2 separate regions of the Homo sapiens genome follow, and region 1 is linked to region 2. A link is an interaction called in ENCODE POLR2A ChIA-PET data of the cell type or tissue named here. Cell type or tissue: CD4-positive, alpha-beta T cell. All regions are shown on one strand. Each heading gives the region's core, and the rest is flanking DNA. Links, peaks and the distances in the headings are about the cores only. Region 1 overlaps PPP2R5C (protein phosphatase 2 regulatory subunit B'gamma). Region 2 holds the start of LOC124903388 (a long non-coding RNA gene).

The links. Peaks named below come from ENCODE experiments on the same cell type or tissue, not always from the same donor. Only the 100,000 strongest peaks of a DNase experiment are listed, where the experiment ranks them.
Region 1: POLR2A ChIA-PET joins it to region 2 with 14 read pairs; 18 of 35 experiments call an interaction of 5 or more read pairs at or near these places.

Annotation. Positions count from the first base shown.
Region 1 is chr14:101,866,713-101,881,799 of GRCh38, reverse strand. The region is part of intron 4 of PPP2R5C (protein phosphatase 2 regulatory subunit B'gamma); the gene reads right to left. Among named protein-coding and RNA genes, the nearest start is that of DYNC1H1, 90 kb to the left of the region's middle. RefSeq lists enhancers at 2,942-3,091, 5,310-5,379 and a silencer at 5,700-5,769. In CD4-positive, alpha-beta T cell, for the core only: no CTCF peak of the experiment used is centred there; DNase peaks (open chromatin) are centred at 2,711 and 5,049; H3K4me3 peaks cover 905 bases; H3K27ac peaks cover 4,467 bases.
Region 2 is chr14:101,803,540-101,818,976 of GRCh38, reverse strand. The region is part of intron 3 of PPP2R5C (protein phosphatase 2 regulatory subunit B'gamma); the gene reads right to left. It overlaps LOC124903388 (a long non-coding RNA gene), which reads left to right and starts at 7,987. Exons shown (of 2, transcript XR_007064349.1): 1 at 7,987-8,760. RefSeq lists enhancers at 8,688-8,767, 8,359-8,941, 10,691-10,985. In CD4-positive, alpha-beta T cell, for the core only: no CTCF peak of the experiment used is centred there; DNase peaks (open chromatin) are centred at 6,676, 7,906, 8,646, 9,156 and 2 weaker places; H3K4me3 peaks cover 4,849 bases; H3K27ac peaks cover 5,009 bases.

The DNA.
Region 1 (15,087 bases), core at 185-8,184, 68 kb before region 2:
AAAGGGATGAGATGACGAAAGACGCAGCAGAGATTCACAGCTGAAAATGCTGGAAATGGCAAGGGCTGCGTCACGCAGGGAGGACCCGTGTGACAATGGCACCAACATCCTCTGCAATCCGCAACGATGAGGAAAGCAACAGTCAGAGTGGGACGACCTTTGAGTCGGCAGCTAAGATCATTTCCAGAGAAAGGACTGCTCAGGGGCACAGAGGATCGGTAGGGGCAGCATGGCTGTGCGCCCAGGCATGGGCTGTTAGATTTCTCTCAGTCTGTTTGGACTTGTATAACACATACTGACAGATCAGTGACATAAACAGAAAAGATTACTGTTTCCATGTCATACATTTATAACCTATTTTTATTTTGTACTAAATCTATGTATTTATTTATTTATTTTTGAGGTGACGTCTCCCTCTGCGGCCCAGGTTGGAGTGTAGTGGTGCGAACTCGACTCATCACAACCTCTGCCTCCCGGGTTCAAGTGATTCTTGTGCCTCAGCCTCCCGAGTAGCTAGAATTACAGGCGTGCACCACCATGCCTGGCTAATTTTTGTATTTTTAGTAGAGATGGGATTTCACCACGGTTTCACCATGTTGGCCAGGCCAGTCTCAAACTCCTGACCTCAAGTGATCCGCTCCCCTCAGCCTCCCAAAGTGCTGGGATTACAGGCGTGAGTCACCATGCCCAACCCTCTTTTATACTAAGTCTAAATATGATTGGTTACCTTATTGAATCTCTGAACGGATCGTATGCCAGTTATATAACTGGGTTCTGGTGAATGGCTCTTATAGGTGATCACAACCCCAGTCCCACCACTCTCAGAAGCACAAAATCAAAACCTTTGACATAAAAGATTAAAATCTGACTCTACGATAACAACGAGAAGATGTTTCTAGAGAGTCCAGGGCAAACTTGGCTGGCTTTAGATACCCAGTCTTGTAAAGACCAAGCTAATACTCAATGTCACCACTGCTGTTTCTTCCCTTTTCTTTTTTCCTCTTAAAGACAGGGCATCTCTCTGCTGCCCAGGCTGGAGTACAGTGGCCATCATCGCTCACTGCAGCCTCCAACTCCTGGGTTCACACGATCCTCCTGCCCCAGCCTCCCAAGTAGCTGGGACTACCAGCACGCACCACCATGCTCTGCTAATTTTATTTATTTTTTGCAGAGACAAGAACTCGCTACGTTGCCCATGCTGGTCTCAAACTCCTGGGCTTAAGCAATCCTCCTGCCTCGGCCTCCCAAAGTACTGGAATTAGAGGCGTGAGCCACCGCACCTGCCTGTTTCTTCCCTTCTTTACTGGTATTGATACTGAACTCCAAACCTTAATATCATTTTTCAGAAAGTCATCAGCTATAAAAGCTCTGAGCATCAAGCATCTGAGTATCAAGCATCTGAGCTTGTTCTCTGTGTCATCTGAGAGGGGAGCTGACGTAAAGACCAACTGTAATGGCCTTCACGGATACTGTAGAAACGCAGGGATGAAAAAAGGGGCTGAAAAGCCAGGAACAACTAATTAAAAAACACTTCTAGTAAAAGTATGAGTAATGTTCCTAAGACATAGGTACAAAGACAAAAGTTTGCAATCTAAAACCGAGAGTTAACCTGACTCTCACTGGTGTTATAATTTCTGGCAATGTCTACTCTCCAGGGACTGTCCCCTCCTCTGTGAAGCTAGTGTGTGTATAGGGCACTGCAAGGAGCCTCCCAAAGAACGGTGATTGACAGGTGGACGGCCCTGCCTCAGTTGCTGGCCCACAGGCACTCGGCGCAGACAGGGGTCTAGTCTGCCCCTCCTGGCACCCTGACCCCAAAGCCCACAGACGTGAACAAGCAGATGCTAAAAGCTCAACTATTAAGGAAAGGCCACACACACACACACTTTGGGCAGGCCGCCATGTCCTCCCAGGGTCCTGTCATTAGCAGCCACTGCTGAAGCTCTCCATAACTTCCAGGGCCATGAAGGGCAGAGAAAGGAAAGTCTGAATTGAGTCTTTAGCTCCTACGGGGAGTGTGGCATTCGTGAACTGGGGTTTCTACCCTCTCTCTCAAAGCCAAGAGACTGGGGTGAGGGTCCAGTCACCCACAGGACAGGGTCACCTTCAGGAAAGGGAGATGGCACTTTGTTCTTCGGTGGGTTAGAGCTGTGGGCCCGGCCTGGTGCCGACAGGGGCAGAGCACAGTGTGGGGAGGGCAGAGCCTGGGCACGAACTCTGGGTGGCAGAGGAATCTGTGAACAGGACTATGCCTGGCAGGAGACTCTGGGAACAGCCTGTGACATCAGGGCCTGAGGAACCATGGCGCCTGGAAGGAAAGCACGGTCACTGCTTCCGAGGTTTCTGGGGCTGCCCATCAGGGATACAGAGGCCAGAGCAGGAGCCGTAGGGCCACGCCGCCCAGGAAGCTGCCAAGGGAGAGAGGGGTCAGCTCACCCAGAGACGAGGCTGTAGGTCTTGGGGGAGAGGAAACAGCCGTCCCTCTGGAAGAGGCCTGCTGCCCAAGAGTCACAGACATGCCACAGAGGAAGAGACCACCATTCTGGCCGAGGCCACAGGGAGCAACTGAGCAGAACAGGCAGCTGCCCTTCCCCTCTGCTCTGGGTTCTGCTCAAAGCCCCGGGGGAGGGCGGGCAAGAGGGGCTCGGAGCCACCCTTGCTTCCCCTCCTCTCCCACAGCATGTCCCTCCCTGGCCAGGCTGCCTGGGGTGCGGCTTAGATGCCATTTGCAGAGGGTCTGAGATGAAAGCTTTAACCTAGATTGGATTTCTGTGACCAGGGATGACTAAGAAGTTAACCAACTTGCCTAAGATGTTATTTAGGCACAGGAAAGTGTGATTTCACCCATCGTGGTTAAAGGCGATAACTGAAAAAAAGTAAAATGTCCCCGACTGTGCCAGCTGGCCGTATGTGTCAACCCGGCTAGGCCACAGTGCCCAGCTGTCCAAACACTGCTGTGGGTGTTCCTGTGAAGGCATTTTATAGATGTGGTTAACACCTATAATCAATGGACTTCAAGTAGCGATCACTCTTGAGAATGTGGGGGCTTCAACCAGTCAGCTGAGAGGCCTGTGAGACCCAAACTGCAGCTTCTCTGAGGAGAGTCCACCTGCGGCCTGCAGTGTCCACCACGGCCAAGTCTCGTGCCCGCTGCCTGTCCACGGAGTCCAGACCTGCCCGCTGGACTCACCCACTGCAGAAGGCAAGTCCTTGAGATCTCAATCTCTGTCTCTCCTGCTGTTTCTCTGCACAGCCCTGACTGAGGCACCCAGTCAGCTGAGATTCCTAAGTAAACTGGTGGTTTCTACTAGCAGGAAAGCTAGTGATTAGGGTTTCCAGTTGAAGCTCTCCCGCACAGTGACAGTCAGCCCAGCAGCTAGGCCCCGTCTCAAACACCTGCACACTCACTGAATCCTTGATGCTGAGCTGAGGGCCTGCAAGGTGACTCAGATGGCTTGCTCTGAACACAATGTCCTCTTTTCAGTGTCTGTCATGGACTCAATGCTTGTGGCCTCCCTTCCTCACATTCATGTTAAAGACCTAAACCCTGGTGTGGCTGGATTTGGAGATGGGTCCTCAGAGAAAATAATGAAGGGTGAATGAAGTCATAAGTGGGGCCTTGGCCCTCCAGGATTAGTGTCTTTGTAAGGAGGGATGGTAGAAGGCTCACACTCGCCTTCTCTGCACTTGCTCGGAGCAAAGGCCATGGGAGGGCACAGTGGCCGTCTGCAAGCCAGAAAAGGCCCTCAGCAGGGAACAAACCCTGCTACACCCTTGAGTTTAGACTTTCCAGCCTCTAGAATGGAGAGAAGACACATTTCTGTGGTTTAAGCCACCAGCCTGTGGTATTTTCTTACGGCAGCCTGAGCAGACTGATACAGCGTCCTTGACTGATGACCGACCTAGGTCCGGGAAGGTTCATTCCAGGCCAATTCTGATTGATTGAAAGTCATTTCTCATGTGTAAGGAAAAAAACTTGCACTCCTAACTTCTACACACCTTTCTTACCACATTACATTGCATTAATTTAGTGCATATCTCTAGAAAAGGTTAAGTAAAAAGTAATACTGGGGCGGGGGGAAGGAACAGAGGGCCAACGGTCTATCACCTCAAATTCTTCTTGGGTTTCTGACCTAGCAACATTTCTTAACACAAAAGCTGCAGGGGCGAATCAGGGGCAGGAGCCCCAGGTACAGAAACCTGGGGTGCTGATGTCTGTGTGCAAATGTCACTGCCATGCTACCTGGATGCATGGATCCGGTCTGAGGAAACAGAGAAGACATCAACGTTATGCAGTGAACACCAAAGAAGCTCTGAGGTCTAAGGAGTCCCGGGTCTTCTGGGCAGCACACAGGGTCACTGTGATCTCTCAAATGAGACCTACGGATCCAGCGCACACCCAGAGGCACAGACGCAGAATCACGCTGCCCAACAAAGGCAGCACAGCCTCATGGAAACAGTCTCTCTACACCCTCTTCCCACCTAGAAGAAGGACCTCAGACCAAACAGCCTGCCTGAGCCTCAATTTTCTCCTCCATTGGAAAGGGTAAAGGCCAGGCGCGGTGACTCATGCCTGTAATCCCAGCACTTTGGGAGGCCGAGGCGGGTGGATCACTTGAGGTCAAGAGTTCAAGAGCAGCCTAGCCAACATGGTGAAACCCCATCTCCACTAAAAATACAAAACTTAGCTGGGTGTGGTGGTGGGTGCCTGTAATCCCAGCTACTCGGGAGGCTGAGGCAGGAGAATCACTTGAATCTGGGAGGTGGAAGTTGCAGTGAACCGAGATTGCACCACTGCACTCCAGCCTGGGCAATAGAGTGAGACTCCATCTCAAAAAAAAAAAAAAAAAAAAAAAAAAGCGTAAATCCTTTTTTTATTTTTTGCATTGGGCTGTGGTGAGAATCACAGAAAACACATGCAACAGCACTTACTAAATGGGAAAACATTATGCACGAACAGTTAGCATTACACAGCACTTCCCAAACGTTTCTGACTGTTTGACCTCCACATGAAAATAATGGCACGCACGTGAGTGCATACGTATGTCTGCATGTGATTCACACGGCCCCATCTGTGCCAGGACCGTCTCTGGTTAATATCAGGAAGCACCTGCTTCTGCTGCCTCCCTGACACTTCCACTTTCAGTACTTACATCAGTCCTGCAGATGTTCTCCAAATTGCTAAATTTATTAAATTAGATGTAAACTAGAATGGCCCAAGAAGCAACTTTACGGAAAATTCTTACAATTCAGCAATATCATGCAGCCTTTCTGTATGTGTTATCATTCATTACCAATGAGTGAATATTTATGCCGTAACATAACTGCAGCAGTGTAACATATAAAAATTTTAAGACATGAAGGGATACATTAAAAAAAAAAACCGCTGACAGTCTAACTTTAGAGGCAACAGGAAAGAAAGGTTTGATTATTTACAGTTCTCTGTTCAAAACCACAAGGGTTATTCTGTTATTTATTCTCTGTTTTATTCATGTCAACAGGATTTATAACAGATGAATCCATCAAAGGCCAAATTACAGTTACTGCAGAACACTTCCTCCTGTGATGGAACTGTTAGGTTCTACGAGTCATATTGCTAAGAGATACATTTCTGGGAAGGGCAGAAAGTGTTAAGCCCCTTCGCAATATATATATATTTAAGTACAAAATTGTCATTTGTTTGCAAATGATATAGCTGGAAAACAGAAGCAACAGACAGACCATCACAACTAGACTACCACATGCAAATATCAAAAATATGAAACCAACAGCAACCACCTTTCCACTAACAATTAAGCAAATACAAAAAAGAAACAGAGACGAAGACTCCAGCTACCCAGACACAAAAACTACAAAGTGCCTGGGAATTACTGACCTAGTTACAAGGCCTTGATGGAGAAAGCAGAAAACTCTAATAAAAGGCACTGAAGAATGCCCGAAAAAACGGAGGAACCTTTGATGTGGAATGAGATCATATTACAAAGATGGAACTTCGCAGAGCAATGTATAAAGCAGACACAATCTTAAACTGAATTTTTGATGAACTCAATGAACTTAACCTAAAATTTAGGTAGAATAGTAAAAATCGTAGTAGCAGTCTTAAAGGGAGATACTACCCCTTTCCCCATTTGTAAAGTGAGTTTGAATCTGCTTTCATGGCACCAGAACTCAGCTATCATCTAGAGAACATAAATGCACAGCAATCCCAGCACCTACCACTGTGCCTGGCACCTAGGAGGTCCTCAAACACTTGCTGAGAGTAAATGGATCCTGGGAAAAGCACGCATCAGTCACCTTATTAACTGCAACACCAATTAATTACCTGGAAACTGTGAAAAATGTCTCATTAAACCTTTACGTCTCAGCTGCAAAATAATTACAGTCCTAATTGGGCCCCTAATTTTAAGCTCTTCTATGATGCTGTACATTTTCTTTGGAATATTTATCTCAAGTATGACTGGGTGGCCGGGAAGTCCTTGGTTTAATATCTTCCTGCTGGCCCTGGCACACAATGAGTGCTCGGCAGTGAAGAGAGGTAAGGGAGAGCAGAGCCTTCTTCCCACAAATCTACCTCGCGCTTCCTCCACAGCAAGAGCTGCTTTCAAAGAATCGATTTCACCTCCAAATAGATGCCATGATGTGACAGTCAAGAAAAGAACCACAACATTGAAAATTCTTACTTTGAATAACTTGCTATTTTTACAATCTATTCAAATATGTTCCTAAATAGCAGTTAAAGATATGGAAATAAAAACTTACGGGCTAGGCGCGGTGGCTCACCCCTGTAATCCCAGCACTTTGGGAGGCTGAGGCGGGCAGGTCACCTGAGGTTAGGAGCTCAAGACCAGCCTGGCCAACATGGCAAAACCCTGTCTCTACTAAAAATACAAAAATTAGCCAAGTATGGTGGCACAGGCCTGTAATCCCAGCTACTCTGGAGGCTGGGGCAGGAGAATCGCTTGAACTTGGGAGGTGGAGGTTGCAGTGAGCTGAGATCGTGCCACTGCACTCCAGCCTGGGCGACAGAGCAAGACTCTGTCTCAAATTAAAAAAAAAACAAACAACTTACAAACCTTTGTAGAATACTTAATAAAGGAAATTTAGTCTAAACTTTTCAAACAATGAATATTTTAATTTTCTACAGTTTCATAACAAGATCATCTTCAGATAAGCATGAAAATAAATCATTTACAGTTATGTGCATGAGTTTATATTTTTTGAGTTTAGAATATTTATACATAAGAAATAATTCATAATACTTATAATTCAATTCAACTAGTGTCATTTAAAGATAACACTGGATTTGGAAGTGCTCTTAAGTTATTTACTCTGGGCCAAAGATTAGTTTCGTATAGATTCTGAATGATGTATTCCCAATGTTTTTATTACGAAAAATTTCAATGCAATAAAGTTGAAAGAATTTTATAGCGAACAGCTATCATCTAGATTTTACCATTAGCATTCTAATATATTTGCTTTATCATGTATTCTGATTTCTTTTTGCAGTAAGGTATGAGAAAGTTTAGTAATGCTTTAGCATAGCAGAACAACATACTCTCTATCCAACGTGATATAAATCAACTGAGAAGGGAAGTTTCAGAGCTAAACTCCTTATCACTTCCCAGTCATGTATGCACAGCCATTTCCCCTAACCCCAAATGACGTATGAAATTATGGCATTATAAATTATGCAAACAGTCTTTCATTTTTATAATAATTGCTAGATCCCCTGGGTGGACGGAGTTAAGTGTTTATTGAGTATCTATTATAAATGAAGCAGACTTATGCTTCCAGATGAGATGGAGTAACAAGGATGAGGTTTATGCTACTGCCTGAAACAACCAAATATTTGGGCAAAAATATATAAAATTACGGTTTTCAAGACACTGGATTTCAGACAACGAAGGATAAGGACAGTGATCCCTGAGATGGGAACAAGTGAGGCACGTCCCACACCGCCCCAGGCTCCTGCCTTGATAGATTTTTAGGTTGTAGTATAGGCAGAAAGAACCCAGGTGGGACCCAGGATTCAAACTGGATTAGAATTTGCAAGGCAGAGTTCCACAGGGGAGACAGCTGCACACAGAGAAGAACTACAGTGATTTATTTGTAGAGGTCACTCAACTATTCAGCAGAGTACAGATCAGCATATTTGTGTGAGAAAACTACCAGAGGTTGGGAAAAGAACCACCTGAAAGGATTAGTGAGAACCCAGTACTTGTTCGGGGCTGGGAACAGTGTCTGTTCCCACCAACCAGATGGGAAAAATTCATAATCCATAGGGCACTGGCTTCCTAATCAGAAAGGTCTCAGTGGTGGAGAATAATTAGCTCTGGTTTTAATATAACTGTTCCTGCCTAAAACATCTGAAAAAGCAAGAACTGAAAGGATCAAACTATTTCCAAGTAACTTAATTGCATCCCCAAACAAATCTCAAGAACATGAATAGAGATATAGCACTCAACAAAGCAAAATTCACAATGTCAGACATCCAATTAAAAATTACCAGACACGCAAAGAAGCAGGAGAAGGATTTATAATGAGAAGAAAAACCAGTCAACTGAACTAAACTGAAATGACACAAATGTTAGAATTGGCAGACAAGGACATGAATACAGTATTGTGTCCAAAAAGTTAGGTGGACGTGAAAGATATTTTAAAAAGACACAAATCAAACCACTAGAGATGACAACAACAATATGTACCCACAGATCTCTAATTGCTTAAGTAAATTTGCTCACTTAATTAAAAAAAATGTGTGAAATGAAAAATTTACTGTAATAAAAATTAACAGAATAGACATGGCAGAAAAGATTAAAGAAGTTGAAGAAAGCAAAGGAAACTATCCAAATGTTACACAGAAAAAAAAAAAAGAATTAAGAGAAATAGAGCATCAGCATCAACTCTAAGAAGCCTAATACACGTTATTGGGATCCCTAAAGGAGAGAAAGGGTCATGGGACAGAAAAAAATATTTGAAGAGACAATTTCTCAAACTGATGAAAATTATAAACAAACTCTAAACACAGGCAAAATGAAGGAAACCATGCCAAGGCCCATCATAATCAAATGACTTAAAAAGAGACAACTGTGAAAGCTCCCAGAGGGGGAAAGGGTACATTATGTCCAAAGGAACAAAGAAAAGAATGGCAGGAGACATCTCATCAGAAATAATGCAAGCAAGACAACAGGCGAGCAAAAGTTTTTCAAGGATAAAACGGTCGACACGGAATTCTATACCAGCAAGCAGATCTTTCAAAACTGAAGGCAAGACCAGGCTCACCCCTGTACTCTCAGTACTTTGGGAGGCCAAGATGAAAGGACTGCTTGAGCCCAGGAGTTTGAGACCAGCTTAGGCAACCTAGTGAGACCCTGTCTCCACAAAAAGTAAAAAAATTAGCTGGACATGGTGGCATGTGCCTGTCATCCCAGCTACTGGGGCAGAGTTGGGGTTGGGGTGTGAGGTGGGAGGACTGATTGAGCCTGGAAGTCAAAGCTGCAGTGAGCCGTGATTGCACCACTATACACTGGCCTGGGTAACAGAGCAAGACCCTGTCTCAAAAAAAAAAAAAAAAAAAAAAGGCAAAAGAAAAGAAAGGCTTTTGCAGATACACGAAAGCTAAAAGAATTCATCATCAGTAGACCTGTGCTATAAGAAATATTAAGACAGTCCTTCAAGCAGAAGGTAATTGATATCAGATGGGTATCTGAATCTACACAAAGGAATGATGAACACTGAAAATTGTAACTATCTGGGTAAATATAAAAGATTTTTAATACCCGAAAACTTAAAGTATAATAAAAAAAGATTTTTAAAAATCACTTAAATTTCTTTAAAACAAAAATAATAAGATATTGAGGGGTTTATGTATGATAATAGCGGAAAGGCTGGGAGAGGAGAAATAGAAGTATACTGTTGTAAATGTCTTATATTCTATATGAAATAGTATGTTATCGCTTGAAGGTAGATTGTGATAAGTTAAAGGTGTGTTCTAGAAAAGACTAACAATTAAAATCAAACAATATGGAGTTATCATAAAGAAGCCAACAAATGAGATAGAAGGGAATCATAAAAAGTACTCAATTGATCCAAAAGAATGCAGACAAAGAAGAGAAACGATAAACAGGTGGGACAAATAGAAAAAAAATAGGAAGGTGGTACATTTAAACCCAAGTACATTCATAATCACATGAAAAATAAATGGTTTCAACACCCTGAAAGACAGGGATTGTCTGACTGAATAAAAAAGCAAGACTCAGCCGGGCACAGTGGTTCACGCCTGTAATCCCAGCACTTTGGGAGGCCGAGGAGGGCAGATCACGAGATCAGGAGATCGAGACCATCCTGGCTAACATGGTGAGAAACCCCGTCTCTGCTAAAAATACAAAATTAGCCGGGTGTGGTGGTGGGCGCCTGTAGTCCCAGCTACTTGGGGGAGGCTGAGGCAGGAGAATGGCATGAACCCGGGAGGCGGAGCTTGCAGTGAGCAGAGATTGTGCCACTGCACTCCAGCCTGGGTGACAGAGCGAGACTCTGTCTCAAAACAACAACAACAACAACAACAACAACAAAAACCAAAACAAAAAAAAACCAAGACTCAACAATACGCTATCTACCATACACCCACTTTACGTATAAAGATACGAACTGATCAAAAGTAAAAGGGAAGAAAAAGACATACCATGCCAACACTAGTCAGAAGAGCGCTGGAATGGCTATATTAAGGTGAGACGGAGTGGATTTCAGAGCAAATAATATTACCAGCAATACAGTCATATCTATCATGGTAAAAGAGTTAATTCACCAAGAGGGGATATACACTGAATATTTATATGAATATATATAACATGAAGCAAAACCTGATATAATTACAACAAGACAATAAACAATTACAAATGGGAAATAAACAGATCTATTTACAATGACAACCAAAAACCAAAATACTAATTTACGAGTCTAAGAAGATATTTATAGCATCTGTTTGCTGACAACTACAAAACAAGAAGACCAAAATGGGGAGACATGCTGTGTACATAGGCTGCAAAGCTCACACTGTTAAGAGGTCAATGGTCTCCAAGTCTACATGTTCACTGCATGCAGTAAACCCCTGGAGAATATTTTGTAGATAACAAGCTGATTTTAAAATTTATATGGAAAGGTAAAATAACTAGAATAGTCAAAACAATTTTCAAAAAGAAGAAAGAGGTTATAGCAGTCACACAACCTGATCTCAAAATTTACTATCAAGTACTGTACTGAAGACAGTGTGAGACTGGCAAACAGAGATACACAAACACGCGACAGGACAGAGTCCAGAAGAAGACTCACAACATGCTCAACTGATTTTTGACAAAGGAACAAAAGCAGTTCAATGGATATTCATCAGTCTTTTCAACAAACAGAACAATTGGAAATCCATACGCCAAAGAACGAACTGCAGACAAAATGGATCACAGACCTACATGTAAAATGTGAAACGATGAAGAAAATATAGGAGAAAAATCTTTGTGAGCTTAGGTTTGGCAGACTTCTTAGATATGCTACCAAAAGCACTACTGATAAAGGACAAATCCTAAGTTGGACTTTATCTCAATTAAACATTTTTGCTCTGTACAAGACACTTAAGAACAAAAAAAAAGACAAGCTACAGACTGAGAGAAAATATTTGCAAATCATGTATCTCGCAAAAAATCTGTACCCAGATATGTAAAGAAGTCTCAAAACTCAAAACTCAAAAAAAAAAAAAAAAAAAAAAAAAAGCCCAATTGAAAAACAGGCAAACAATTGGAACAGACAATTCACCAATGAAGATATACAAACGACAAAAAGCGCAGGGAAAAAATGCTTGGGCCAGGTGTGGTGGCTCACGCCTGGAATCCCAGCACCTTCATAGGCTGAGGCAGGGGGATCACTTGAGCTCAGGAGTTCGAGACCAGCTTGGGCAACACAGTGAGACCTTGTCTCTACTAAAAATACAAAAATGAGGTGGGTGTGATGGGCGCTTGCAGTCCCAGCTACTCAGGAGGCTGAGGTGAGAGGATCACCTGAGCCTGGGAGGTGGAGGCTGCAGTGAGCCATGATTGAGCCACTGCACTCCAGCCTGGCTGGCAGAGCGAGACCCTGTCTCCAAAAAACAAACAAACAAGCCTGGCATAATTAGTCATTAAGGAAATGCAAATTAAAATCAAAATGAGATAAAAGGACTGATGACACCAAATATTGACAAAGATACGGGAGGCATGAGAACTCACGCACTGTTGGGGGAATCACACGGGGCAGCCACTTTGGAAAACGGTTTGGCAGTTCCTTAGAAAGCTCAACACACACTTACCATTCACCTAGCGATTGCATCCCTATGTGTTTACCCAAGTTAAATAAAAGCTTATGTCTAAAATCGGTATGTAAGTATTTATAAAAGTTTTATTGCTCCAAATAAAACTGGAAACACCTCAAATATCCCTCCATAGGAAATGGATAAGCAAATGGTGTTACTTTTATATAATGAGACAACACTGAGAAGGAAAAGGAACAAACTGTGTGACAACATGGACGAATGTCCAATGCATCAAGCTAAGCGAAAGAAGCTAGACCCAAAGGCTATACACTGAATCCATTTCTATGGAGTTTCCATTCTGGAAAAGACAAAATGATGTGATAGAGAACAGACTAGTGAGGGGCAGAGAGAAAGGAAGGGGAAGGCTCTGACTACAAAGTGAGCATAAAGCCATGTTTCTGGAGGCTGAAGAAACTGTTCTTCTACTCGGGAGGCTGAGGCAGAAGAATCACTTGAACACAGGAGGCGGAGGTTGCAGTGAGCTGATATGGTGCCACTGCACTCCAGCCAGGCAACAGAGACTCCGTCTCAAAAACAAACAAACAAACAAACAAACAAAACCAAAAGAAACTGTTCTATATCCTGACTGTGGTGCGGAAGACGTGACTATACACATTTATCAAAGTTCCGAGAACTGGCCACAAGAAAGAGTGAATTTCACTATATGTAAATAAAAAATTAATTTAAAAAAAGTTATGGAAAGATATTCACTAGGTCATAAGTTCCCAAAACTTCTTGGTTCACAATGCCCTTGGTGTCTTAGTAATTTCTTCACTGCACCCCTAGACCAAAAGAAATACCTAACAAGTTTGGACATCTGAAAACACCCAGCTTTACTGAGATATAATTTATATACAATTAAATGTACATATTTAAAGTGTAAAATTTGATATTTAACATATGCATATATCTGTGAAACAATCATATAATCAGATAATGAACATACTCATCATCCCAAAAGTTTCTCAGCAGCCTTCTGAAAATACAATAAACATGAATTGGCTGATTGGAGGTAGAGATGGGTAGAACTGGGGAGGGGTGAAGTAGGAAAAAGATTAACTTTTTAAAATGCTTTCGTATTTGTTTCATTTGTTATCACATAAGCATGTATTTCTTTTATAATTTAAAAACATCAAAGGAAAATCTCAAAATCGTAAGAACAAACAAACCTCTAAAAAACAGCTTACTGATATTTAAAGTAGAAAAATCATTCTCTGGATTTCAAAAAGTACTTGGGAATGCATGATTTAAATCCTCACTTGAAATAAATTTGACTGCAACTCCATTGGTCAATGTACTATCCCTCTTAATTCAACACATTCTTTCCTCTCCCAAACTATCATCACCCTTATAGCAAGTAAAACTTTCCAGAACACACTGTAAATATCAGCTATAAAAATAGAAGAAGGAACGTGCCCCACATCAGTCCCTAAGTGAAGCACAGGACACCCATCTGGGGGTGCAGGGTGTGAGACCTCCCCCAGGACCCGGCCAACAGATCCTAAGAACACTCTCATGCCCATAAAACGTGTAAGTCAACATCAAATCACTTACAGACAGTGCGGATTAAAATAATGTGATCAACTAGTTTTCCCTGGAAACCAACAAGAGTCCTGATAAAAACAGTACTATATTACATACGGATAGCTTGTTTTTATTTTATCTTTTTAATTAATTAATTAATTTTTTTGATGGAATCTTGCTCTGTCGCTCAGGCTGGAGTGCAGTGGTGCAATCTTGGCTCACTGCAACCTCCACCTCCAGGGTTCCAGCAATCCTTCTGCCTCAGCCTCCCGAGTAGCTGGGACTACAGGTGCCCGCCACCATGCCTGGCTAATTTTCATATTTTTAGTAGAGATGAGGTTACACCATACTGGTCAGGCTGGTCTCGAGCTCCTGACCTCAGGTGATCCACCTGCCTCGGCTTCCCAAAGTGCTGGGATTACAGGCATGAGCTACCGCGCCTGGCCGCTTGTTTTTATTTTTAAGAAAGAAAAATATCTTTACTGGTTTTTGATGATGACAAATGTGGTACATAATTATTAATTTTTTTTTTTGAGGCAGAGTCTTGCTCTGTTGCCCAGGTAGGAGTGCAGTGGCACAATCATACCTCATTGCAGCCTTAAGCTCCTGAGCTCAAACAAGCCTCCCACCTCAGCCCCGACCGAGTAGCTAGGCATATAGGTGCAGGCGTGCGCCACCACACCCAGCTATTAAAAAACTTTCTCTTTCTTCTTGCTTTTTTTTTTTTGACAGAGTCTCGCTCTGTCGCCCAGGCTGGAGTACAGTTGCATGATCTCAGCTTACTGCAACCTCTGCCTCCTGGGTTCAAGCAATTCTCTTGCCTCAGCCTCCCGAGTAGCTGAGATTACAGGCATGCGCCACCACGCCTGGCTAATTTTTGTAATTTTAGTAGAGACAGGGTTCCACCACGTTGGCCAGGCTGCTCTTGAACTCCTAACTTCAGGTGATCTGTCCGCTTCAGCCTCCCAAAGTGCTGGGATTACAGGTGTGAGCCACCGTGCCCGGCCTAAAAAAATTTTTTTTGTAGACACAAGGTCTTGCTACGTTGCCCAGGCTGGTCTCCAACTCCTGATCTCAAGTGATCCTCCTGCCCTGGCCTCCCAAAGTTGGATTATAGGCATGAGCCACTGTGCCTGGCCCATTCTGAATTTTTTTAAAAATTACAAAAGTGTATAGTAAAAGGGAAAAATTAATGATACCACCCAAAGACACCTACTATTAACAGTTTG
Region 2 (15,437 bases), core at 4,937-12,936:
ACTTTTTCATAAGTTATAAGTTAAAATACCATAATTAGAACACATTGCTCATGAGTAACACAACCAGCAGACAAAAATCCATGTGTATTATAACGAGGTCACATACATCGATGACAAACTGAAAAAACCTAATCACTGTTAACAGCTCAAATTCTACTGAAAACACCAAAATATCAACATTTAAAAACAATAAGATATAAGGTTATAGTTGGGACCCCACTTATTTCAAATATTATTTAATTAAAGCAACATCTGCATTTAAAAACAACTAAAGGGAAATGACACGGAAAGCCACCCTATTTGAGATTAACCACAGATATTGCTCACTTTTTTTTTTTTTTTTGAGACAGAGTCTCACTCTGCTGCCCAGGCTGGTGTGCAGTGGCGTGATCTCGGCTCACTGCAACCTCCGTCTCCAGGTTTAAGTGATTCTCCTGCCTCAACCTCCCTAGTAGCTGGGATTACAGGCACCCGCCACCACGCTGGCTAATTTTTGTATTTTTAGTAGAGATGGGGTTTCACCATGTTGGCCAGGCTGGTCTTGAACTCCTGACCTCAGGTGATCTGCCCACCTTGGCCTCCCAAAGTGCTGGTATTACAGGTGTGAGGCACTGCGCCTGTAATACCAACTTTTAAAGATGAAATTTCTTATGAATGTGATACTAAAACTCTCTTCTTCAAAAGAGTTAAAGATGAGGAGGGGAGATGTATATAAATGCCAATTTCTTATTTTACTCTAGACTTCACGGACTGGAGCACGGGAACAGAAAGACTGAATAGGGAGCATTAAGTATACTCTGAACTGAGGCCGTGGACATGTGCTTAGGACCATCTTAGCAGGTAACTATACACAATCTATAAGCAGAGCATAGTGCAAACTCCAGAGGTACTGATGATACTAATTTCTTCCAAATGGTGAAATGCCAAGCAAACTGCAAGAGATGAAAAGGCTGGGTAAAAGAGAGAGAGAGAGACAGATGAGCTTTGAGATGAACAAATACAGATAATACAGCTGGAGAAAAAGAAAACAGATTATGGCTAAGTGGCGGGGCCCTAGAGTACCATACGTGACCTACGAAAGAGACAACCACAGACACCATGAGCACTGAGTCTCACGACACTCCAGGCGCCATTTTAAGTTCTTTATGTGCATTCACTTAACTTTCAAAAAACCCCAAAGAGGTAGGTTGTATTATTATTCCCATTTCACGTTCCATTTCTAGAAACAGAGAGTGAGTCACATGCCCTAGACAGTTCAGCTTGCCTGGGGTGGGCGGGGTGGGGGATGGGGGGTGATCTGACCCTGGCGTGTGGCTCCAGGTCCTACCCTCAGCCACCAAACACCCTGCCTCTTAAAGTGCGGAGGAAACTTTGGTTTTATCTTATCTTCTAGTGTGGCTCAAAGGCAGTTACACTCCAAAAGACCAATAAAAATGCCAATAAACATCAAAAACGGTTATGCACCCCAAAAACGCTGTTTTGTCAGATGGTGTGGCCGTCTGTGCAGCTACTGTGAGTTACAACCAGAGGACCAACACTGGCTGGCAAAGACTCAAATATGAAAGGCCACTGCTCATGGCTTAGGAAACAGTAGCTAAGTTATTACATTTTCTTTGTACATTTTTTCCAAAGCAGACCCTTTTTAAAGATATTTCCTTCACCAGAGAATATTGAAATGATAAGAGAGCGAAACAGCCTTATTTTTTAAAAATATATTTCTCATCCTGGGGCAGTGGCTCACGCCTGTAATCCCAGCACTTTGGGAGGCCGAGGCGGGTGGAACACGAGGTCAGGAGATCGAGACAATCCTGGTCAACATGGTGAAACCCTATCTCTATTAAAATACAAAATATTAGCTGGTTGTGGCGGTGGGTGCCTGTAGTCCCAGCTACTTGAGAGGCTGAGGCAGTGGAATTGCTTGAACCCAGGAGGCGGAGGCTGCAGTGAGCTGAGATTGCTCCACTGCACTCCAGCCTGGCAACAGAGCAAGACTCCATCTCAAAAAAAAAAAATATATATACATATATAATATTTTTATATTATATATATTATATAAATATATATATTATATATATATTTATATAATATATATATAATATATATATAAATAAATATATATATTTATTTCTCTCAAACATTATGAAAAAGTTAAAATCTCCATAGAATTTCAATGAATAATTGTATATTGTATATCCCCTCAGCTAGATTCAACAACTGTTCATGCTTTGACATATTTGCTTTTTACCCACTTTTCTCTTTACCATTTAAAGTTGCAGAGATCACGATCCTTCACTTATTAATACTTCATTCTGCATTCCCTAAGAATAAGAAAAGTCCCTTACAAAAGTTGGACACCTTTTTACACCTAGAAAGTTCGCAGTAATTCCACACATCCAACATCATTCTGCACTCCACTTTCTCCAGCTGCCTTCAAAATGTCTCTAATAGGTTTGATTTCACACTTTTTAGAACAAGGATCTGATCTAGATTCACTCACGGTACCTGTTATATCTCTTTAGTCTTTTTTCTTTTTTAAACTAGAAGAGTTTTTGATTTATGTGTAATTCAAGGGCCTCAAATAAAGCCAGACTTCTACCTGCTGTGGGAGTACTGGTTTCCCCCATGCATTTTAGCCAGCGTCTTTCCAAGATGTGAGTGAGAGAAATGATTTATCCCACGTTTAGACCACTTGGCGGTCCTATTTCCAGTGTGACAGGGAGCGGAAACAGCGCCTGAGCAAGGCCTAGAGTGGAGTGGGCACCTGTGTCGCTCTTTCAACCAGCCGCCTTGTGTAAAGTCTGTCACCTTTTTGGTAGTCTTACTCTTGCACTTGGGTATAACGTCTGCTCAGCAGGTTTTTGCCTTGCAGCAAAAGCCATCTCCTATATGTTTTTCATTGAAATACGTTAACTACAGCGTATAGAGGATTGAAAGAAAAATAAAGTACAGCTTCTCATGAGCTTCTCATTCCACTGATGAGGTATTTAGCTAAGAAATACATCAGATAGGCCGGGTGTGGTGGCTCATGCCTACAATCCCAGTACTTTGGGAGGCCAAGGCGGGCGGATCACTTGAGGTCAGGAGTTCGAGAGCAGCCTGGCCATCACGGTGAAACCCTGTCTATACTAAAAATACAAAAAATAGCCGGGCGTGGTGGCATGCACCTGTAATCCCAGCTACTCGGGAGGCTGACGCAGGAGAATCGCTTGAACCTGGGAGGCAGAGGTTGCAGTGAGCCGAGATCACGCCACTGCACCCCAGCCTGGGTGACAAAGCGAGACTCCAACTCAAAAAAGAAATATAGTAGATAGCTATTTCCTGAGTGATCACTCAGAGATAACTTTTAATTTTTAATCCACTGACACTAACTGATGCCTCTACTCTAGGAATAATGCTCAGTGTCACCAGAGAACAAGTTCAACAGGACTGTCCTCGGGATACTCCTGATTTTGTGGAGGAGGTAAGTCAACAGTTACTAGCTGGCAGATTTGGTAAGTGAACTGGGACAGCAGGTAAGATTATCAACTTTCTCCCTGCACACCAAGAACATACGCATGTAAACCTTTAACAAACTCCTATTCAACCCTGAAATGAGTTTTGAACTCCAGACACTCAAATCCATTACCACTGTACAGAAAACAGTAAAAATCAAAAAGTACCTATGAGGTGGGAGCTTTCACCAGCATCTCTCAACACTCTGATGTCTGCAGAGCAAAGAACATGAGCTTTGCTATCAGACTGACTGAGGCTCAAATCTTGTTTCACTACATTCTCTGTGGCCCTGGGCAAGAGGCTCCCTTTTTTCTCCCGGGGGGACAAAAAAGGCAGGGGCGGTAGTGAGTGGGGGAGGGTTATAATGCCTCACAGTGTTGGGCAGATTCAGAGAGAGAACAGAGGTACAGGGTTTCAGCTGTGACCTAGCACACTGAAGGCACTCAACGTATGCTGCTTCTCCTCTGGGACAGCCACCAGCAGCAGCTTCGGGACCTCGTACTTGGTGCTGCCAACAGCCCTGGACTGGACCCTCTAGGCTGGGTGACCTTGGGGAGGAGAAATACTAGGATTGTCCTGCTCACCTGCCAGGCAGGAGTGCTGTGAGGAAGAAGTACATGAGTGTTCACAACAGCTTGTCACAATTGGCAAAGTGCTGTAGGATCCAAAAAGAACCACCTCGCAATTTTATTTGACATATGGAACCAAAAGTTAGGATGTATCCCAAACCACTTTGTCTTTGTGTTTCTGTCTATTCTTTTCCTGGGTTTAAAAACACACACCCTATTCTTGACTAATAACCTTACCTCTATTTTTCTTTCATTCCTCTACACAACATACTTTAATGAGAAAATTTTAGAAGATAGCTTTTGCTGCAAGGCAAAACCTCCTGAGCAGACATTAGACCCAAGCTGGATGGTAAGCTTTTGTTTTTGCCTCTGAGATTGAGAGCGTATGGATGAGGGAGGTGGATGAGAGTGTGTTTATGAGCATAAATGTGTGTGTGTTTAAGGAACAAAAAGGTGTACAGACTTTACACAAACATACCCACCCCTGTTTCCTCAGAGAGTTATCTGTTACTTTGGTTACCTTCCACACCACCAGGAATACGAAAGAAACAACTTCACACCTAGGATACAGGATTGGATACAGGATAGGATATGGGTAAGGTTAAGGCTGTAGTTCTATAAAGTCACTTTGCAGAGAGCTGCAGTTACATAGTAAAGAGATGTTTGTGAAGTAAAAATCTTGAGCTGAGGCACTGTTCAGAGGATCACTGGTTTAATTATTTGAAGAACTGTTTAGTCATCATTCAAACATTTTTCCTTCCTAATTTTAGGGAATAAAGATAACAGGGGGCACCCATTCTCACTAGTACTTACTGACTTCACACCATGCAGGTGTGTTACTAATTTAGCAACCCATGTGCATTATGTATAGCTATTGTTATTATTAATATAGGTTAAGTCACCAGATTTAGCGCAGCAGGAAATGAAAGCCATGGGTTTGAGTTCTGTGCTTGCTTCTTGCATGTTTTTTAATGAGTTTTTATTGGAAAGGTGAAGACCTTCAACAAATTGGTGACTCAGGAAGTACTTGTGAGAAAATAAACTTTTCCATTAGACTTCCACTTCCCAAGAAAAAATGGGTTTACATCAAAAGAATGGTTTGTTCTCCAACATCCCACCAGGCTGGAGCTACTCCTGAGTCTTTCAAGGACAGACTCATCCACTGGATAAGTTTGCTAATGACTAGAACAAGATGAGAGCAGTTAATAACATTCTTGAAGCCCAGAATAAGGGCCAGCTGGAAAAGGCTCAAACTGTGTGCTTCCTCTCTGGCCATTACCATCTTTCCGGCTTGGCTGTCACTGCCTTAAACCTGGCTCCTGAAGTGAGCATGCGCTGCAGGGTGGGAAGTGGGCCCACCCACCACGCCTCACAGCATCACGGCTGGCCCAGCTTCCCAGCACAGGGAGGAGGCACTAGACTGAAGGCCTGCAGGAAACATGCTTTCCTATCCTTAACAGGCAATTCCGAAAGTCAAAGAACAGTCTAGAACAGAGTTGGTGAACTATGGTCCATGGGCCAAATCCAGCCTGTCACCTGTTTGTCAATAAAGCTTTATTGGACCACAGTTATGCCTATTCATTTACTGTCTATGGCTGCTTTCACCCACAAAGCCAAAGCTACTTACAATCTGGTCCTTTTCCAAAAAAGTCGAACAATTCCAGTCTACGACTGTGCTGTCCAATATCCTAGCCACAAGACAGGTGTGTCCACTTAAATTTACAATAACTACAGTTAAAAATTCACTTTCTCAGCTGTATATGTTAAGTGCTCAGCAGTCGCAGGTGACCAGGGGCTGCTGCAGAGGACAGCACAGAACATTTCCACCACAGCAGACAGTTCTCCTGGACACAGCTGAGAGTGAGGATTTATGTCACCAAGCTACATTCACAGCCATCAAGTTCCAGGTGACTCTCCTTCTACAGACAGAAGGGCTTACACTAACTCTCAAAAATATGTCCCTTTCACACTCAAACTTATTAGGATGTGCAAATTCACCATTTTAATCGCAAAGTCCAGACTACTTGGTAGACAATAATGGTCAAAGCGATCGTGACAACAAATCAGGTGATCATTTTCCTTACTTACTTACTTGGTCCCCACCCTGATGGATGGTAAACTGGGAAAGCTGGGCCATAGCCCCTGCTCATATCCACATTAGAACCCTGCCTGGCATGTGGTATGGATCAATAAATATTTGTAAAATGATTAATAAATGAGCCCAAGGTACAAAACTGTTATACAAAAAGAGGCTACCGAGCCAAATAAATGGTAAGGCATTGGGGAAAATACCACTACTGTAATCCTGTAGCAAAATGTTCTTCAAGCAGCCAACATTCCTATTTTAAAATGATTTTTTTAAAAAGATCCAAAACAAAACAACACAACAGTCTGGGTTTGGATTCTGGCTCCACCACTTCCAGGCTGTGTGACCTTGGGTAAGTTATTTCTCCTTCAGTGGGAAAGACCCCTCCTTCCTAAATAAACGGGAAGGACAGCGCATGCCCACCCCATCCGAGTGAGCAGGGTAGCCCAGGGTGCAGCCCTCCTTGGTTCCTTCTGCTCCTGACACCAGCCCCTGCTCTCCCGGGCACCCTGCCGGTGTGTTCTTGCTTTAGCCCTCTCGTGGCAGAGCTCCTATGCTGGGTCTCTCCATTCGCTCCTTTGGGACAGGGGCTGCAACTTAATCACTGTAATGACGCTCAGCACTTGGCACACCGGAGCTGCTCAATGGATGTTAAGCTAAGACTCTAAGGCCCAATAAATAAATCAAATTTTGCTAAATCTCACATTAACATGCTCGCTCCAGAAAAGTCTTTATGAGTAAATCAAGCGTTCTTCAAATTTTGAAGTTAGAAATTACCCCCACTGTTTGAGTCAGAAGTTAGTCTTAGGTCTCCAAAGTTATCCCTTCTTAAAAACTCAAGTCTCTTTCAGGCTAATACACTTCACTGCTTTTTCCCTCCACAATTATACAGCAAGCAACCAACCACCCAACCAACAGCAACAAATACAAACTGGCCATAATAAGGTCTTGGAATTTTAAAAAAAAAATCAATGTGGTTCAAGACACAACGTGAAATGATTCTATTTCAGAATAAGTTCATAATTCAAAAACTGAGTAGTATATTAGGCATCTAATAAAAACCAGAAAACACAAACCAAAAAGATTTATGTTATTTATAAGTGGATACCTTAAAAGTATAAAAATTTACATTTTATATGCAGTTAATTTATCTTACTGCTAACTAGTTCGTTTTTAAGAACTAACTTGGCCAGGTACAGTGGCTCTTACCTGTAATCTTAGCACTTTGGGAGGCGGAGGTGGGAGGATCGCTTGAGCCCAGGAGTTCAAGACCAACCAGGGCAACATGGCAAAACCCCATCTCTACAAAAAATATTAAAAAATTAGCTGGGCATGGTGGTGCGTGCCTGAAGTCTCAGCTACTCAAGAAACTGAGGTGGGAGAATCACCTGAGCTCGGGAGGTGGAGGCTGCAGTGAGCTGTGATCATACCACTGTACTCCAGCCTGGGTGACAAGAGTGAGACCCTGTCTCCCAAAAAACAAACAAAAGCTATCTAACTTAAATCCAAACAATTACATTTTGTTCTTGCCCATTTGGTTCTTGCAGCTAAAATACCTGAATGTTACCTGTAGGCAACCTTTGCTTTTTACTGGGTGCACTACAAAAACAATAAATTCACAGCCTGTCCTACAATTTGGTCATTGAATGCTGATTTCCACCTTCATGAAAGATAGTTTGGAGAGAAAAGCACCACCCATTTTATTCCAGTAGATTGAGTCTGCATGTGCCTGGGTACACCCTAGGATCTGAAAAGTCTGGCCTGGCGTTTTAGTCATAGAGATTATTAGTCACCTAGAAATCTTGCTCCCACCCTTCCTTAAAAGAGATTCTGAGAAACAGTTTTGTTGGGGCACAGCTCTGATACTATAAATTCTAAAGTGATCTGATGAAGCTTAAAATCATTTTTCTATTTCACCCAATTATGACCAAAAAAAAATTCATATATCTTAAAATACCAAGAATAAGTAGGCTACTACCCTGATGCCTGTAGTTCAATATAACCGCTATTAATTACTAGAGTAGTTGTGCTTTTAGGCTAAGTTTTGAAACCAAAATATGCATAAAAAGAAGCAAACTAATTATTAAAACAGTGATCTCTATATACCTTGAAAACTTGTTGCCATTTAAAATTTTAAAAGCCAACTGGCAACACAGAGCCTATTTAAATGCAAAATATTTCCTAATATTCCACGAAAACGCTAACATTTCAAAAATGATGACCCACGATAGATTTCAATATTTCAAAGTGGAGCATATTTCTCTCTCAGGCTCCACGGCAAGAATGAAAACAATCCTTTTAAAGGAAGTTCTTTTCCAATCAATTGTGCATATTTTCTGACTGCAATTCATCTTTAATTCTGAGATGTGTCCTCGACAAAACCTTTGCAGCATTAAGCCACACATATGTAACAGAAACTCTGCGTACGAACAACTTGGCCAGGCGCGACAGGCCCGCCTCTCCTTCCTACCCCCACCCAATACCTTCCCTGGGCAGTGACTTCACATCCTTTGACATCAGCACAGCTTTGAAAGGGGGATGGGAGAGCGAGCAGAAAGCAGAAAAACCAGCTTTGAACTATGCATGCAAGGCCTCTTTCAAGCCTCAAATTCTGTAAGTAGTTCGTAAAATGCCAAACTGCAGTGACACACCCAACCTCCTCTGGTTAAGTCTGCAGCGAAATGGGGTGAATTCTGCTAGAAAGGACTTCCTGCTTTTCTTATCTGAAGCACAATAGCCATTTATTAACTACCCACGGAAGGTTCCGATTCAGTGAAACACACAATAACTTACCTCGAATATGGAGAAGGACCACGGGCTGGAAAGGCCCATTGGAGTTGGCCGCATCCACCACCATCCTGCTGCCCGCTTTATTACATGTCAACATCTAGACTTCAGCGGGAAAGGCAATGGGCTCCTTAAGGCAAGAAACCAGCCTCCATTTTAGTTTAAAAAAAAAAAGACAAACTGAAGCTCTCTGCAGCTGGAGGGAACTGGCTGGTTCGTGATGTCAGCAGGCATGAAGCTCGCTGATTGGCCGGAAGCTGCAACTTAAAATGACACTAAAAAAACTGCAAACGGAAAGAGCGTTCTGTTTGGCTGTCAGTGTGCCTTAAAAGCTGGGATATTTTCCGGCTTTTTGCAGCCTTCGTTTCTCAGTAACTTTTAGGCAAAGATCCCATCTCTTAGGGGGAATACTGGAGGCCACAACCTTGGCCAGACTGTAAACAAATGATTTCGAGGGAGCCACCAAAAAAAAAAAAAAAAAAAAAAAAAAGTGTGTGTATATGTCTGTGTGAACTTTAGCATTTCCCAGTGAGGGATCCCAAATTCATTTTATACCCACCTGTGCAACTTCGACTTGCTAGTTCTAATTAATATCTGCATCTTAGGTAGGATTCTGGCAACCCAGTGTTTTTTTTTTGTTTTTTTTTTTTAACAAATGGTTAAGCAAATATTACACAATTCTAATCCATTAGTTTGGACTCTTATTCAACTTCCCTTACCAATAGGATGAGTTATTAACTTATGATCCCAAACACTTTTTTTCTTGAGATCTATTTTTTCCCTGAAAAAATTAAGCTTAAAAACTTACGTAGAAAATGAAAGCCGCTTTATAAATTCGATAGCTAGAAAGTGACACAAATTGAAATATTTATATCACCTGGCCGTGGGAGTAAGAAAGCAAAAAAATGAAATGGAGCATGTTTATTTTTGTATTGCAAATATGCTGACATATTAAATACCTTTTAAGTTTTAGATATTTTGTTTAAATTTAAAATTAAAGATATTTTCACTTATTTTTATGGGGCTATTAAAAGCTGCTATTCAGATCTAAATTTTCTATCTTCAAATACAGTTAATGTAAAAAGCTATTCCAAGGAGAAAAACATTATTTCTGAATTGGATGGAGTATTGCAGGATCCCATGAGGGGGTGCGGTGAGATGATTCCCTACAAAAATGAGTGTTATTAGTAGTTCCAAATGAAAACGAACTATAAGAAAAGCCTCTTCGGCAGGTGGAACTGAAAAAAATTCCTCCTTTCTTCACACCAACAAGGAAGTTTGTCCAAACCATGGCTCCTCATTTTTAATAGTTTCTCACACAATTCCCCTGCTCTCTTCCCCCCACTTGTGAAGGATACAAAAGCCCTTTAGTTCCTAAACATAATTCACAGTAGAGTAAGAAACACCTGAAATACAGCTAGGGCTCGCAGTTCCAGCTGAGGGTTTAGCGCCAGATACATTCAATGAGTAAGGGAACTGCTACCGCCCTTCAGGGCTGCTAATCAAGTCCTCCCTCACAAGAATGTAGCTTTTATTGTGTGTATCAATAGCAACTAAAATAAATAGATAAAAGCAAACCAAATCCCACCCTTCCCCCTCTTTCCCCAGAGCTGACAGACAGTGCTGGATTCCATGGCCGGCCAGGAGATGATGTGATTTCTAACACAAGTGGGCAGTGGGCACGCACCACCTGAGCAGGCTGCCGGCCTCACACCTGCTCTGACTTTGCTGCTATCTGAACAGCAGAATTAATTTTTTTTTTAAAGAGCACGTGCTTTCAGTTGGGTAAGAGGAATTTAGATCTTAGCTGCCCTCCTGCCTCTAAGCCTTCACTGCTGACCTGTGGGTTGTCTGTCTGGAGGGGATGGCCACCGATCACCAACGACCACTAGGAAGCAGTGTTGATGACTCTCACTGCCCCACACCCCAGCCTCCTCCTCCTCCTCCTCCTCTGAGTGATGCCAGATGAACTCAGACACAATTAGGAACGAGGCGTTCAGGGGCTCAGGAAGGAGCCCAGGAGCAGATGCTTATTGAAGATCTGGGCTTTAAGGAGACAGAGACCTGCCCTCCAATGATTTAATATTTCATACGAGATAAGATGAAAAAATGTGCCTATCCTACAACTGTGCTGATGAGTGGGAATACAGAAATAAGGGGGAAAGGCTCCTAAGAGCTTTATATATAATATACGGAATAGGAGTCAAAGAAACAGTGAAGACACTTTTTGATGTATTTTTCCTAATGATCTCAGATCAAAGGATCTTGCCTTTATTAGTGATTTACCCCACACTCTTTTGAAACCCTATGCATGTAAGTAGTTCTTTAAAGAACCCAAGGCTGATCTGGCCATCATTGATAAAACAGACTCTAAGATAGAAATAAATAAACAAATAATATGAGGGAAGAAAAGAAGACTTGAATAAAGGTAAGGTGTACTTCTGAATTGGAAATATAAAAATATAAATACTGCAGCTATGCTGATAATTTCCCCCCAAACTGATCTACAGGTTTAAAGTATTTCCAATTAAAATTCAGGTGGGCCTCTATTTTTCCAGGTACTTAGCAAAAGTATTCTAAAGTTCACCTGCAAAAAATAAAAGAACAAGAAGAATGAGAACACTACTAATGAGAAAGGCAAGTCCTACCAACTATAAAGCTGTATGAATTAATGACAGTGTGATGGGGCAAAAAAGGCAGATTAATGGAACAGAAGCCACAGCCCCAAACTGAGAAATATGTTGACATAAATGTAATATAATAAAGAGTATATCTCAAATCAGTGGAAGGGGAAGAATTAGATAATTGCTTGGCAATCTTGGGGCAGACAACTGATTAACTATATGCAGAAAAAAGTCAATTTAAGTCTTAACATCATACCAGAATAAAATTTGACGTGGCTTAAACAGTTAAATAAAAATCAATCAAAACCACCCCCCCAAATCCCTATAACTTTTAGAAGAAAGGGAAAGTGAATAATCAATTCTCAAGCAAAAAAATAACATGTAAATACCTCTGAACAAACCCCTCAGGAATAGCGCTCATATTAAAAATGACAAATTTCTGTGGTTTGTTTTTTTGGAGGCAGGGTCCTGCTCTGTCACCCAGGCTGGAGGGAAGTGGTATGATCTCTGCTCACTGCAGCCTCGGCCTCCTGGGCCCAAGTGATCCTCCTGCCTCAGCCTCCTGCAGAGCTGGGACCGCAGGCTTGAATCACCACAACTGCTCATTTTTTTCATTTTCAGTAGAGATGAGGTCTCTACTATGTTGCCCAGAATAGTCTTTTAACTCCTGGGCTCAAGTGATCCTCCAGCCTCAGCCTCCCAAAGTGCTGAGATTGCAGGCATGAGCCACCATGCCCGATCTTAAAATCACAAATTTCTGTATGTTCTCTCCAAAAGCAAGCAAAAGGAAATATAAATGCTATAAATACAAGGAGTTAATAATATTATAATTGATTAAAAAACAATTGTCTAAAAATTGTGCCACTATTTACAATAGCAAAGACTTGGAACCAACCCAAATGCCCATCAATGACAGAATGGATAAAGAAAATGTGGCACATATGTACCATGGAATACTATGCAGCCATAAAAAAGAATGAGTTCATGTCTTTTGTAGGGACATGGATGAAACTGGAAGCCATCATTCTCAGCAAAGTAACACAGGAACAGAAAACCAAACACTAAATGATTTCACTGAGAAGTGGGAGGTGAATAATGAGAACACATGGACACAGGGAGGGGAACATCACACACCAGGACCTGTCGGGGGGTGGGGGACAGGGGGTGGGAGAGCATTTGGACAAATATCTAATGCATGCAGGGCTTAAAACCTAGATGACGGGTTGATAGGTGCAGCAAACCACCATGACACATGTATACCTATGCAACAAACCTGCACGTTCTACACATGTATCCCAGAACTTAAGGTAAAATAAAAACAAAAAAATAAAAATAAAAATTGTGCTAAAATATACATCAACACAAAATGTACCATCTTAACTGTTTTCAGCATACAGTTCTGTGGCATTAAGCACATTCACAGTGTCTTGCAACCCTCACCACCATCCATCCACCGAACTCTTCACCTTGCAAAACTGACACTCTGTCCCCATTAAACAGTAACTTTCCATTCTCCCTCCTTCCAGTGCTGGCAACCATCACTCTACTTTCAGTCTCTATGAACTTGTCTACTCTGGGTACTTCACATAAGGAGATCTTACAGCGTTTGTCCTTTTGGGACTGGCTTATTTCACTCAGCATAATGTCCGCAAGATTCATCCATGTTGTAGCAAGTGCCAAAATTTCCTACCTTCAAAGGGCTGAATGATATTCCATTGGCATACACTGAAGTTGTTTATTCACTCTTCCCTGTTTACGGACATTTGGGTTGCTTCCACCTTTTGTCACTTGTGAATAATGTTGCCATGAACATGGGGCTACAAGTATCTGCTCATGCCTCTGTTTTCAATTCTTTTGGGTGTATATCCAACAAGTGAAATTGCTGGATCATATGGCAGTTCTATTTTTATTTTTTTCCCATTCTATTATTTTTAATTGATGCATAATAGCGATACACAGTTTCAAGGTATATGTGTAATATTTGGAAGAACTGCCATACTGTTTTCCACAGTGGCTGCACCATTTCACATTCCCACTGACAGTGCACAGGGCCGGGTGTGGTGGCTCACACCTGTAATCCCAGCGCTTTCTTTGGGAGGCTGAGGCAGGCAGATCACTTGAGGTCAAGAGTTTGAGACCAGCCTGGCCAACATGGCGAAACCCCATCTTTACTGAAAATACAAAAATTAGCTGGGCCTGGTGGTGCGTGCCTGTAGGCCCAGCTACTCAGGAGGCCGAGGCAGGCTGCAGTGAGCCAAGATCACATCACTGCACTCCAGCCTGGGTGACAGGGCGAGACTCCATCTCAAACAAACAGACCCTAAAAAACAAAAAACAGTGCACAACAATAGTTCCAATTTCTCCACGAGGACATTAACACTTATTTTTTAAAACTTATTTTTAATTTTTATGGGTACATAGTAGGTATATATATTTAAGAGACACAAGAGATGTCTTGATACAGGCATCCAATGTGAAATAAGCTCATCATGGAGAATGGGAATGGGGTATTCATCCCCTCAAGCGTTTATCCTTTGAGTTACAAACAATCCAATTACATTCTTAGTGTTATTTTAAAATGTACAATTAAGTTATTGTTGACTATAGTCACCCTGTTGTGCTATCAAGTGGGTCTTATTTATTCTAACTTTTTTTGTACCCATTGACCATCCCCCCCGCCAACCCCCACTACTACCCTTCCCAGTCTCTGGTAACCATTCTTCTACTCTCTATGTCCATGAGTTCAATTGTTTTGATTTTTAGATCCCATGAATATGTGAGAACATGTGATGTTTGTCTTTCTGTGCTTGGCTTATTTCACTTAACATAAAGATCTCCAGTTCCATCCATGTTGCTGCAGATGACTGGATCTTTCTTTTTCATGGCTGAATAGTACTCTATTGTGTATATATATATATTTTTTATTCATTCATCTGTTGATGGACACTTAGGTTGCTTCCAAACCTTAGCTATTGTCAACAATGCTGCAACAAACATAGGAGTGCAGATATCTCTTTGATATACTCATTTTCTTTCTTTGTGGTATGTACCCAGCAGTGGGACTGCTGAATATATGGTAGCTCAATTTTTAGTTTTTTAAGCAACATCCAAACTGTTCTTTATAGTGGTTGTACTAATTTACATTCCTAACAACAGTGTACGAGGGTTCCCTTTTCCCCACATCCTCTCCAGCATTAGTTATTGCTTGTCTTTTGGATAAGCCATTTTAACTGGTATGAGATGGTATCTCATTGTAGTTTTGATTTGCATTTCTCTAATGATCAATGATGTTGAGCACCTTTTCATAGGCCTGTTTGCCATTTGTCTGTCTTCTGAGAAATGTCTACTCAAATCTTTTGCCCATCTTGTGATCGGATTATTAGTTTTTTTTCCTATAGAGTTGTTTGAGCTCCTTATATATTCTGGTTATTAATCCCTTGTCAGATGAGTAGTTTGCAAGTATTTTCTCCCATTCTGTGGGTCGTCTCTTCACTTTATTGATTGTATCCTTTGCTGTGCAGAAGCTTTTTAGCCTGATGTGATCCCATTTGTCCCTGTTTGCTTTAGTTGCCTGTGCTTGTGGGGTATTGCTCAAGGAATTTTTGCCAAGACCAATGTCCTGCAGATTTTCCCCATTGTTTTCTTGTAGTAGTGTCACAGTCTGAGGTCTTAGATTTTTTTTTTTTTTTGAGATGGAGTCTTGCTCTGCTGTCCAGGCTGGAGTGCAAGTGCAGTGGTGCGATGTCTGCTCGCTGCAACCTCCACCTCCCGGGTTCAAGTGATTCTGCTGCCTCAGCCTCCCAAGTTGCTGGGACTACAGGTGCCCGCCACCACGCCCGGCTGATTTTTTGTATTTTTAGTAGGGACAGGGTTTCACCG